Linked DNA regions of Homo sapiens: region 2 is linked to region 1. Evidence: chromatin loops called from intact Hi-C (ENCODE). Cell type or tissue: PC-3. All regions are shown on one strand. Each heading gives the region's core, and the rest is flanking DNA. Links, peaks and the distances in the headings are about the cores only.

What was found. Peaks named below come from ENCODE experiments on the same cell type or tissue, not always from the same donor. Only the 100,000 strongest peaks of a DNase experiment are listed, where the experiment ranks them.
Region 2: a loop joins it to region 1, with 4 times the contacts of the local background. A loop is called at or near these places in 3 of 110 quality-filtered maps.

Annotation. Positions count from the first base shown.
Region 1 is chr4:150,344,873-150,350,272 of GRCh38, reverse strand. It overlaps LRBA (LPS responsive beige-like anchor protein), which reads left to right. Exons shown (of 57, transcript NM_001364905.1): 48 at 114-281. Among named protein-coding and RNA genes, the nearest start is that of LRBA-AS1, 230 kb to the left of the region's middle. In PC-3, for the core only: no CTCF peak of the experiment used is centred there; a DNase peak (open chromatin) is centred at 2,032; H3K27ac peaks cover 405 bases.
Region 2 is chr4:150,295,916-150,301,315 of GRCh38, reverse strand. All of the region lies in intron 53 of LRBA (LPS responsive beige-like anchor protein), which reads left to right. Among named protein-coding and RNA genes, the nearest start is that of DCLK2, 220 kb to the right of the region's middle. In PC-3, for the core only: a CTCF peak has its summit at 3,258 (motif pointing left); no DNase peak of the experiment used is centred there.

The DNA.
Region 1 (5,400 bases), core at 85-5,084:
AAAATCTTTGTTCACAGTAAAGTTAGTGTTAAACTTTACTGATTGCTCTAAATGTCTCTCTATATTTTTAAAAAGGAATTCAGCATAGTAATACAATGTATACCTTTTTTCAGGCCCTGGAGAGTGAATTTGTTTCCTGCCAGCTTCACCAATGGATTGATCTCATTTTTGGCTATAAACAGCAAGGACCAGAAGCTGTCCGAGCCCTCAATGTGTTCTATTACTTGACCTATGAAGGAGCTGTCAATCTGAATTCAATAACTGATCCTGTGTTGAGAGAGGTAAGTTATCTGAATTGAGAAAGCAACTTATAGTCAGGTATATTTAAACTAGAAGGAGCTAGAGAACACCTCCCCCATCCTTTGATTTTAGTGATGAAGAAAGTGAAACTAGATGTAAAGTGCCTTAAGCAGAATAATTTATCAGTGACCTAGCAAGAACTTGAACCCAGAGGTTCCTTCCAACAAAATGTTTGACCCAATATAAGATGACGGCTTTTTCTATTTGAACCTGTTAAGGTATAAATAATCTTATTTATAATTTTATATAACTTTGGGGGTTACTCATGATTTTTGTAGGAAAATAGTAATAATTCATTAAAGAGATATGATTATGAGCATAAATTTATTGAAATGTGATAAAACACATATTTATATGTAATACCTAAGAACATATATAACCACATAGAAGTTAATGGGGGGGTTGAAGTCCAAATCTTTCCTATGTGATCAAATTGTTGTTAGATGTTATTGAACTTGTTTTATTCTTGTCATTTATTTTCTCAAGTAAAACACTTAAAACATGATTTTGGCAAATGCAGCACTCACCAAAAAGTCTGTAGAAGACCTTACTTTTTTTAGTATTTCTAATCTAATTATGCATCCTTCTAATTCCAATATACTTCATATGAAAAATTATAGAATTGAATGATACAACCTTAATCTGTACAATTTTAGAACACAACTGCGTTTAGGAAACCAGGAGCTTTGATTCATGGGGCAAGTTATATATCACTTTGAAGGGAACATTATTTGTAATGTGTGAGATTTGCCATTTTTCCCTAGCACTTGATGCATTCTTTTATAGTTCTACTAAGATCTGATCATGCGGAAGGTATGTAAGTACATATTTAAATAAATTGGCATATTATCACCTGGCTTATGTGCTAGATAAGTTAGCATGCACACAAAAGCACTGTGTACTAGATGTACACTTGCATTAAATTGCCCAAGTTTTAAATTGCTATGTTTCAGTTTTAAAAACTGTGGTAGCAGAGAATTGGGTCACATAAACTCTTAAAGACTCTTCCAGTTGTTCAGTTTTTTGAAAATACTCCTTCTGGGGGTATTTTATTTGATCAGAACATCAATTGACTGTATGACACAGAATATACATAGGATTCCATAAAGGTATTGAGGTGAGAGCAACATACAGGTAGTGTTACAAAACACTGCATAGTTTTATTGTTGGGATAAAATAGCATAGGCCTATTTACTTTCTTTTTTTTGTTCATTTTGGCAATATTTGAACGTAATACTTTATTCTGTTAAATGCCCATAATTCTTCAACAAATATACCAGCTATTTTTGTTTTCTCCTGTTATCCTGTAGTAATTATCCATATCTCTACATAGCTGATATATAACTGAATTCTCACTGTAGAACTGATTTTATAATTTCTTAAAAAGAGATTGGTTGTATTTAATATACCAGCATATTGTTTTTTGTACCAGCATAAATTGGTTGTACTTACTATGCCAGTATATATTTTTTGTGTCACTATATGCAATCTCCGTATTTCTAATTTTGAAATTCTGTAATGTTCTATAGAGTTGCTGTGAAAATATGCTTAACACTGTTTCTCTCAATGCAAGATCCTATTACTTAAAAGACTTGTCTCTTGGTATGTCCAAGATGACATAAGTAGCTCTACTTTTCATTAAAGGTTACGCAATGTTTTCATGATTAAAAATGTCACTTGGCCTATATCTGTTTGTCATGGCTAGTTAACAAGTAGTACACTCAATCAGCTAGTTATTTCCTCTATGAGTCACTCTATGTGCTTGGCTTTTTATTTTTATTCTGGATTGACCACTGTCCCCACTTACACACCAATGATTGTTTAAGGAAGTTTACTGTGCGTTAATCTAGAAGAACACTGTCTAGAATTTTCTGCAGTGCTGGAAATGTTCTCTATCTGCACTGTCTAATAAACCATGAACCATATGTAGTTATTGTACATTGAAATGTGGCTAGTGTGACTAAGGAACTAAATGCTTAATTTTAATTAATATAAATTTAAATAGGCACAGATGACTAGAGGCTACAGCATTGTACAGCAGAGAGTTAGAAGACTTATGTTTGTCTTTGACCATCTTTTCTTACTCTGAGTTCAGCATATGTGATCAGACAATGGAAAAATAAATGTTAAATTGACTTGGTAGGATATTTCAAAGTGGGAATACTCCATGTAGACATTAGATATATATTTGAATATAGGTGTAAGCTCAATTATATTTTTTCTTTCACCTAAACTAACACATTATAATTTCAAATAAAATTGTTTATTGTGATAAATATATATAACATAAAATTGAACATTTTTACCTTTGTTTTTTTTTTTTTTTTGAGACAGAGTCTCGCTCTTTCACCCAGGCTGGAGTGCAGTTGCGCAAGCTCAGCTCATTACAACCTCCGCCTCCTGGGTTCAAGTGATTCTCCTGCCTCAGCCTCCTGAGTAGCTGGAATTACAGGTGCCTGCCACCACGCCTGGCTAATTTTTGTATTTTTAGTAGAGATGGGGTCTCACCATGTTGCCCAGGCTGGTCTCAAACTCCTGAACTCAAGTGATCCGCCTCCCTTGGCCTCCCAAAGTGCTGGGATTACAGACCTGAGCCACTGCCCCTGGCCATTTTTACCATTTTTGAGTTTACAGTTCAGTGGCATCAAGAACATTGACATTCTTGTACAGCCATCACCACCATCCATCTCTAGAAATGTTTCATCTTCCCAAACTGAAACTCTCTAAGCATTAAACAATAACTCCTCATTCCTTCCTCCCCAGTCCCTGTACAATTACAATGCTACTTTTTATCTCTATAAATTTGACTACCCTGAATACCTCATAGAAGTGGAATGCTGCAACATTTGTCTTTTTATGTCTAGCTTATTTTACTTAGCGTAATATCTTCAAGATTTGTCCATGCTATAGAATGTATCACAATTTCCTTTCTCTTTAGGCTGAGTAATATTCCATTGTGTATATATATATACCACATTTTGTTTATCCATTTATATATCAATGGGCATTTTGGGTTGTTTCCATCTTTTGGCTATTATGAACAATGTGGCCAAGAGTATGGATGTACACCATCTGTTCAAATGCCTGCTTTCAATTCTTTTGGATATACACCCAGAAATGGAATTTCTGGATTATGTGATAATTCCAAGTTTAACTTTTTGAAGAAGCATCATAACAAATAAGTGTTTTTTTTTTTTTTTTTTTTTTTTTTTTTTGAGACAGAGTCTCACATTGTTGCCAGGCTGGAGTGCAATGGTGTAATCTTGGCTCACTGCAACCTCCGCCTCCCAGGTTCAAGTGATTTTCCTGCCTCAGTCTCCTGGATAGCTGGGATTACAGGCATGCACCACCATGCCCGGCTAATTTTTGTATTTTTAGTAGAGACGGGTTTTACCATATTAGCCAGGCTGGTCTCGAACTCCTGACCTCATGATCTGCCAGCCTTGGCCCCCCACAGTGCTGGGATTACAGGCATGAGCCACCGCACCCGGCCACAGATAAGTTTTTAATATTTATTTTTTATGATCAACTTTTGCTAAAGACCGTTAAAACTTTTGCTTTAAGTTTGACTTCCTTTTCTTTACCACAATCCTAAGTAGTTAATTATGAGAAAATTAAGCCTTAACTGATAGTCTTCCACACATCACACCTTAATTTGTTTTTATATTATACATTATATAGACTTATATATAATATATATTCTGTATTAGATTTGGCATTTATTAAACATGGCCTGTGATATTCTAAGTATGGTAGGTATTTGATATTCTTGAAATGAGAATATATCGCTTTGTTACTTAGCACTATTAAAATAAATACACACATTTAATTTATAAAACTTTCTGAATATCATTAAAATAAATGGGGCCAGGCGCAGTGGCTTACACGTGTAATCCCAGCATTTTGGAAGGCCACGGCAGGAGGATCACTTGAGTCCAGGGGTTCAAGAGCAGCCTGGGCAACAAAGTGAGGCCCCATCTCCACAACAAATTTAAAAATTGTTTGGGTGTGGTGGTGTACACCTATAATTCCAGCTATTGGGTGCTGTGGGAGGTGGGAGGATTGCTTGAGCCCAGGAGGTCAAGGCTGCAGTGAGCCATGATTGTACCATGGCAATCCAGCCTGAGCAACAGAGTGAGACCCTGTCTCAAAAAAAAAGGTTGAGGGGAATAGTCTTTTATTATAGCCTTTTCATACCATTTACCAGTGCTAAATCCTATAGTATAATGCAGTTTGATATAATAGAATGAACAAAGAAACAAACAAATAAATAAATTTGAATTTGAGTCATGGCCCTGATGCCTACTAGTTGTGTTCCTCAGACTCTGTTTCCTATATATAGAAGTCATACGATAATGCCCACTCTACAGAGGATGAGATGACATATAATGCATGTAAACCGCCTGGCATGGTGCCTATCCCCTCATAAGTACTCAGCAAGTGTTAGTTCTTTCCCTTATGTTGCTCACAGTTAAATCCCTGGGTTAGAAAACACAGCTATAAAAGGAATATGAACTACTGATTAGATCATAGAAAGAATCATAAAACATTAACACTAGAGAAGTTATCAGAGACCATTTCCTAGTGGATGCATGCTGAGTTCATTGTTAAGTGAGGCAAGAAAGCAGAAAACATGAATAGGTCATTAATTTATTCATTTTTTCAACAACCTTTTACTAAACCCGAATCATGTAATAAGGTTAAAGGGTTGAAAGGCAAAGTCCCTGCCCTCCCTCAGCTAGAGTTCATTATCTAATGGGAAAATAAGTGTAACTAAACAATTATAATATAATCTGATAAATTCAGTACAGAGATAAATATATGTAAGTATGTATGCACAAGCATAGGATAGGTACTAAGCCCAAACTGACAGAATCCAGGCATGTTTTCCAGAGAATGAGAGGCTGGAGTTGCATATTGAAGGATGAATAAGATCATTGGGTAGAGTCATGAGCAGAAGTTACCTACACAGAGGCAACTGCATACCCTTCCTGCACATAGATAAAAGAGATGGCTAGAGAATATGGTATATGTGGAATGAAGTAAAGGTTAGCAGATGAGAGAGAGAGAGACACAGGAGCCAGATCTTAAACAGTCTTC
Region 2 (5,400 bases), core at 153-5,152, 49 kb after region 1:
TATTTCACATTTATACAGACATCTCTGTAATTACAATAGAAATTACAAAGATGCAAATTTCAGGGATTTTGTTTTTCATATTCTTTTGAAAAGTACCATGTTCTTTTCATCATGAACACAATATTCTGGTCCTTCTTCCTGTCTGTCCTCTTAGAATAAGTGACTCCTTTCAATTTCTTTTTTCTGGTTTCTGTAAATCCAGTTACCGAGATTCACTCAATTATCTCAGGCAAACCTATATTTAAAATTGATAATAAATCTACCATTTTGCTATTTATCTCAAAATATTTAAGAACTTTTTCTTGCCTTAAAAATGTAAGGTATTTCATGCACATAAAGAAATCTGAACACACATAGATATTTGGGTTCTTGGTTTCTTGTTTTATTTTACTTAATCATGTTCTCTATGTTATACACCGTCATTACCAATGTGTATTCTAAAAAGCAGCTAAAGACCTATTAGCTACACTTGTATGTAATTACTATTGCATTTCAGAAAGTTAAGTATGCCTTAAAGTTAGGAATTTTCAGCTCTTCGCAAAGGAAGAAAGTATGATATATATCATGATATATGTATACATTTAAATATATTTTCATATGTTTAAATACTTTGTAACTCAACCTAGAGATTGTTTTTACATGCATGGCCTTTAAAAAACGAATTAAGTAGGACTGAACAAATCCTGGGGTTTGTAGTAAAAAAAAAATCTAAGTTCCAAGCTTTGCTGTGGTCCTTCTGTCTTGTCTGTAAAATGAAAGCAACAACAGAACTGAGTTAAGGTGTTATCAGAAGCACAGGATGATTAGAGCAAATAAATCACCACAAAACACCATCTTGTTGGCATTAGAGTAAATATTATAATGTTATATTTTTCATAGCGTACTTCATCTATACCCTCTCATTGTCTGCAGTATGGTGGACATTACCTCCTAGTAATGCTAGCAATGAAAAGAAAAACAATAAAAGAATAATATAACAGCACATCTAATAAAAATTTTAGAAAATTGTAATGTATCTTGACTGAATTAAATTACCTTTCTCAAAGTGAACCTTATCCTTTCAAGCCCCTGTATAATGTCTGATGCCCCGATTTAATTTTGCTTCAGCTTTGAAAGATGAATCCAGGAGAAAGACAAATAGGCACTTTTTCTTATAATGAGAATTTACACATATTAGAATAGAAAAATGGAAAATGCAATCTACGCTTTTCAAAAGAAAATGACAAACAAAAACAAAGACATTGTTACCGTGTGTAAACTGTTTCAAACATTCATGCAAGCTGGTTCGGATTTTATAAGCCTCTGGCTCATTGATGGTTCCACAATGCAGCTGCTGAAGTCAGAGCTTTTCAGATGAAGGGTTTTAGGTTATGTGTATTCCTATATTGTACCTCTTAGATACAATGTAAATGACCTTTAAGAAGTGGTGAAGCGTGTATATACATATAATTGCAATATGTTCTATAAATGCACATTAATACCTCAACTTTAAATTTTTTATTGTAGACTTTTTCTTTCTTGAAGGGAAAATAGATAAAAGAAAACCAGGTTATTGCTTTTTCTGCATTTTATAGGTCTATCTCAGGGTTTTTTTATTTAAAAAATCATGGGAATAGGTAGTCATTTTACTTTCTAGGGTCATAAGCCTACATACACTGTTTTTTCCATATCTAATATTGATGTTATATGTAAAGTTGATAGCTGTATGACAAAGTTTTAAAAATATCATATTATCTAATATTAATATACATACTGCTTTGGCAATCTCAGGCTAATTCAAACTGGATAAAACCTATAAATACATCGCTTCTCAGCCTTTTGGCTAAGATCAAGTGTAAAACCTATAAATACTGTAATTTGGGGCTTTAAAAAGTGTAAATGTTTTATGAAGCCTGCCTAGACTACATAGCAAAAGGCTTATTTTCCTGTATACCAGATAGTTTTTCATCTTTGACTCTATTGTTTTGTAATAATTATCTCCTGTGGAATGCAGTTTTTTCAATGAGAAGAAAAATGAATATAGGATTCCATTTAATTAGGGATTTAAAAAATGAAATTAACCAAGAATATTTCACTGAGAGATGTTTTGTACATGAAAGCATGGCATCTCTCTCTCCTTGTCCTAGTACTCTGTGTTTTAGGACTGAGCCTTGTCACCAAAGTGCTTTTCCTGAGATAGTTATTTCACCTTCAGAATAATGCTCTCCAGACTGTACATTTTTAAATTTTGGAGAAAATGTTCCCCAGTGCATTCCATTGATAAATAAATACTTTAAACTTTGACATGATCTTATTTAGATAAGCAAGATGAATATATACAAAACAGTTATTATTTATTCACTTTTATATTCATAAACATGGATTTAAAAAATTAAATGTTTATTAGGTATTTTTAGATATCTGAATAATATCTTTTAAAGCCACATTCGATCAGCTTCAGAAGCAAATGGTTGCTAACTGTGAGGGTGTTGCACAGATTTGTGTGTGTAGTATTTCAGTAATACATTTTCCATTCTCGCATTCTGGTTTTGATTTGATTGAAAGGTGGCATTTTTTTTCTTTTCCTCATTGCAATCAGACATGCTAATCTATGTCAGCTTTCTCCTTTATGGGATTGGCGTCTACTGAGAAAAAAACCTAACTTTTCTTCATAACAACAAGATTCTGTTCTTTAAGAATATTTCAGCACCGTTAATTAGAAAGAAGGTTTTATTAACCATAAGGCTAGCACTAACAGACCACAGAGCTGTTTTTTAAAGTACTGTATGCCATAGCTGCCCTGCTTTTTCTCTGTCTAAAACTTCATTTTGTTATACGCTCATCAATCACTTAAGTCATTACCGTAAATCCTACTGTTGTTAATTTTACTAGTATCACCCTAATGAGACATTCCTGCTATAATTAAAAATGAATTCTAACTTTAAGGCATTCTAAATTTTTTTTAATGAATTTAGAATGATCTTGCCATGTGACTATAAATACTACTGATACACATAGACTACTCATCAAGTCTGTAAGAAAAGTAGTATCATAACATGTCCAGGTGTGAATTATTTACTGGCTGCCTCTGTGCACATGTGCTTATGTGTATGCATATTTTTGTACACATATTTAGGAATTATGTCCTTTTTATTGTGAAGCCTAGTATGTTTTACTGAAGCTACTGATAAATTCTTATTCTTTGTCTTGCCAAAATTTAGGTGGATGTAATATAAACAATATTACTCTCTGTAAGTAGGTGTCCTAGAGCACCATCTGCTGGATGCATTTGGGGACTTAATGTTGGGAAACATGAAAATTGGTACTTGGTTAAGACAGGTGTACTTTGTTTTTAATTGCCTGTGATATATTATTTAAGGGTCACAAATGTCAAGGTATGTACATTTGTGTTGAACCATATGAGTTCTTAAAAAGAAATCACTTTACTCCTCCTTTTACCCTACCCTAACCTGGATTTGCAACTGTACGATAAATATTTTGTGTAAGGAAAAAGCAAGCACAATATTTGCCTAATGAAACAAAGCACCACAGTTGGTGATGAAATAAACTTGTTAGCTTCTTGATCACAGCTCTTCAATAAGTTACCGTTGAGGAAGTTATTTGGATGGTATTTTATGTTTAGGTTCCTTATGTTCACTAGATTCTGAATAAGAAAGTAATGCTTGAAACAAGAAACCATTTTATACCTGGATATGACTCTTGATCTGATCCTTTGTCAGGAACAAGAGTTCTTGTGTGTGTCTCATCAAGACCTTCCCTTCTGGGCCTGCATTTGGAATGTACTGTCACACTACAGCTACCCTGTATTTTTATTTTTTCCTTGAAGCATTTATCAAGAAGCGTTTTCAAATGGTATGTTGGCAGTGTTCAAGTTCAGGTGACATTAAAAGTATGTCTATGAAATTCTCCAGAAGGTCCAGGATGTTTAGTGCTCCATGATGCAATGCAGGCCCTCAAGTTCCAGCAAAACAACTCTGTATTTACTGCTTGTAACTAATAGTAGATGTGGTAAAAAGGAATTATATTCATATGGCAAATGAATACAACCTTAATGTGCACCATATGCAGAGTGGTGGGGTGATATGCCAATATATCACATTTATTTACCTTGTTTGGTTGCAGAGAAAAATGACTGTACCATTCAGCCCATAGGTTATAGCCATATAAATATGAGAACAGAAGAATTGATGATTTATACCCTCAGATTGAGTATCTTCATATGTAGACCTTTTTAATAGTGCCATGCCAAAGAAAGTTGTCTTGACACTTTATGCTCATATGGGAAATTTAATTTCAAACAATAGTTGGCATTAGTCTAAGAAAGTAAAAATTCCTTCTAGTCAACTAAACGTAGGATTCTTCTGCTTTTAAAATATTGCAGAACTCTGTGCCGGCGGTGGGGGTGGGCGCGGGGGGGTGGTCCATAACATTATTGGTAGAACTACCAAGGATACACTTAATTAAAGCTTCCTGGAACAACATAGTAGACTGACTTTACTACCTTCCAAAAACGCTCATTTCGTAAGAGAAATTCTACGACAGCTTTGTGCCTATGTAACTCACATTTTACTCTAGATATTACTGATAATTTATGAAAAGATAACCATTTTTATATGAAATTCAATATTTAAATCTCTGATTTTTTTTTTACGAAGCAACAGTTAAACCCTATTTTTTCTAGTTACCTCAATTTTTATGTGCTATGCTCATTTATATCGCTTTACAGAGCAGAAGTTTATAAGTGTTAACAAATTTTTAAAAATTGATTTTCTTGGTCTTTTAACAGGGCCATTATCTAAGTATATCATTACATTTCATTTATCTGGTAATTTTTTAACAGTAATTTTTTTCACATTCAAGTGAGAAAATGAATGTGTTTGATAAGACTTCAGATTTTGGATTTGAAGTGTTTTTATATAGGAAAAAAATTCTCTGAATTGTTTCTGCCTTTTGTGGCTTAAGGCTGCATGACTGTTGAGCTTTTTAAGCTTTCATTCTTGTAGCTTGTAACTTTGCACAACTGAGAGACTGCCTTATTTCCTTTGGGTGAGTGGGGTCAGGAGTGTTTAATAGCTAAAGATATGAAACTCCTCTATAGTTTTCAGAGTCCCTTACTTACGTATTTTTAACAAAAGAACATTAAAAATGTTAAGGAGGATGTATTATAAAGAATTTTAAATAATTTGGGTATTTAGGATAAATAGATAAAACCAATTTTCAGTTTTAATTTATATTCATAAAAATCAGACAATGTTGCATTGCAACAAATCTGAATAAGATTTCACTTCAGCAAATTTTCTACCTGTTTTCTTTTTGGGGGGTAGAATTTTACCATGTTTATGTTACCAGACACTCATATGCAGCTACAGGAGCCATAGCTTACCTAGAACCAAAGACCAA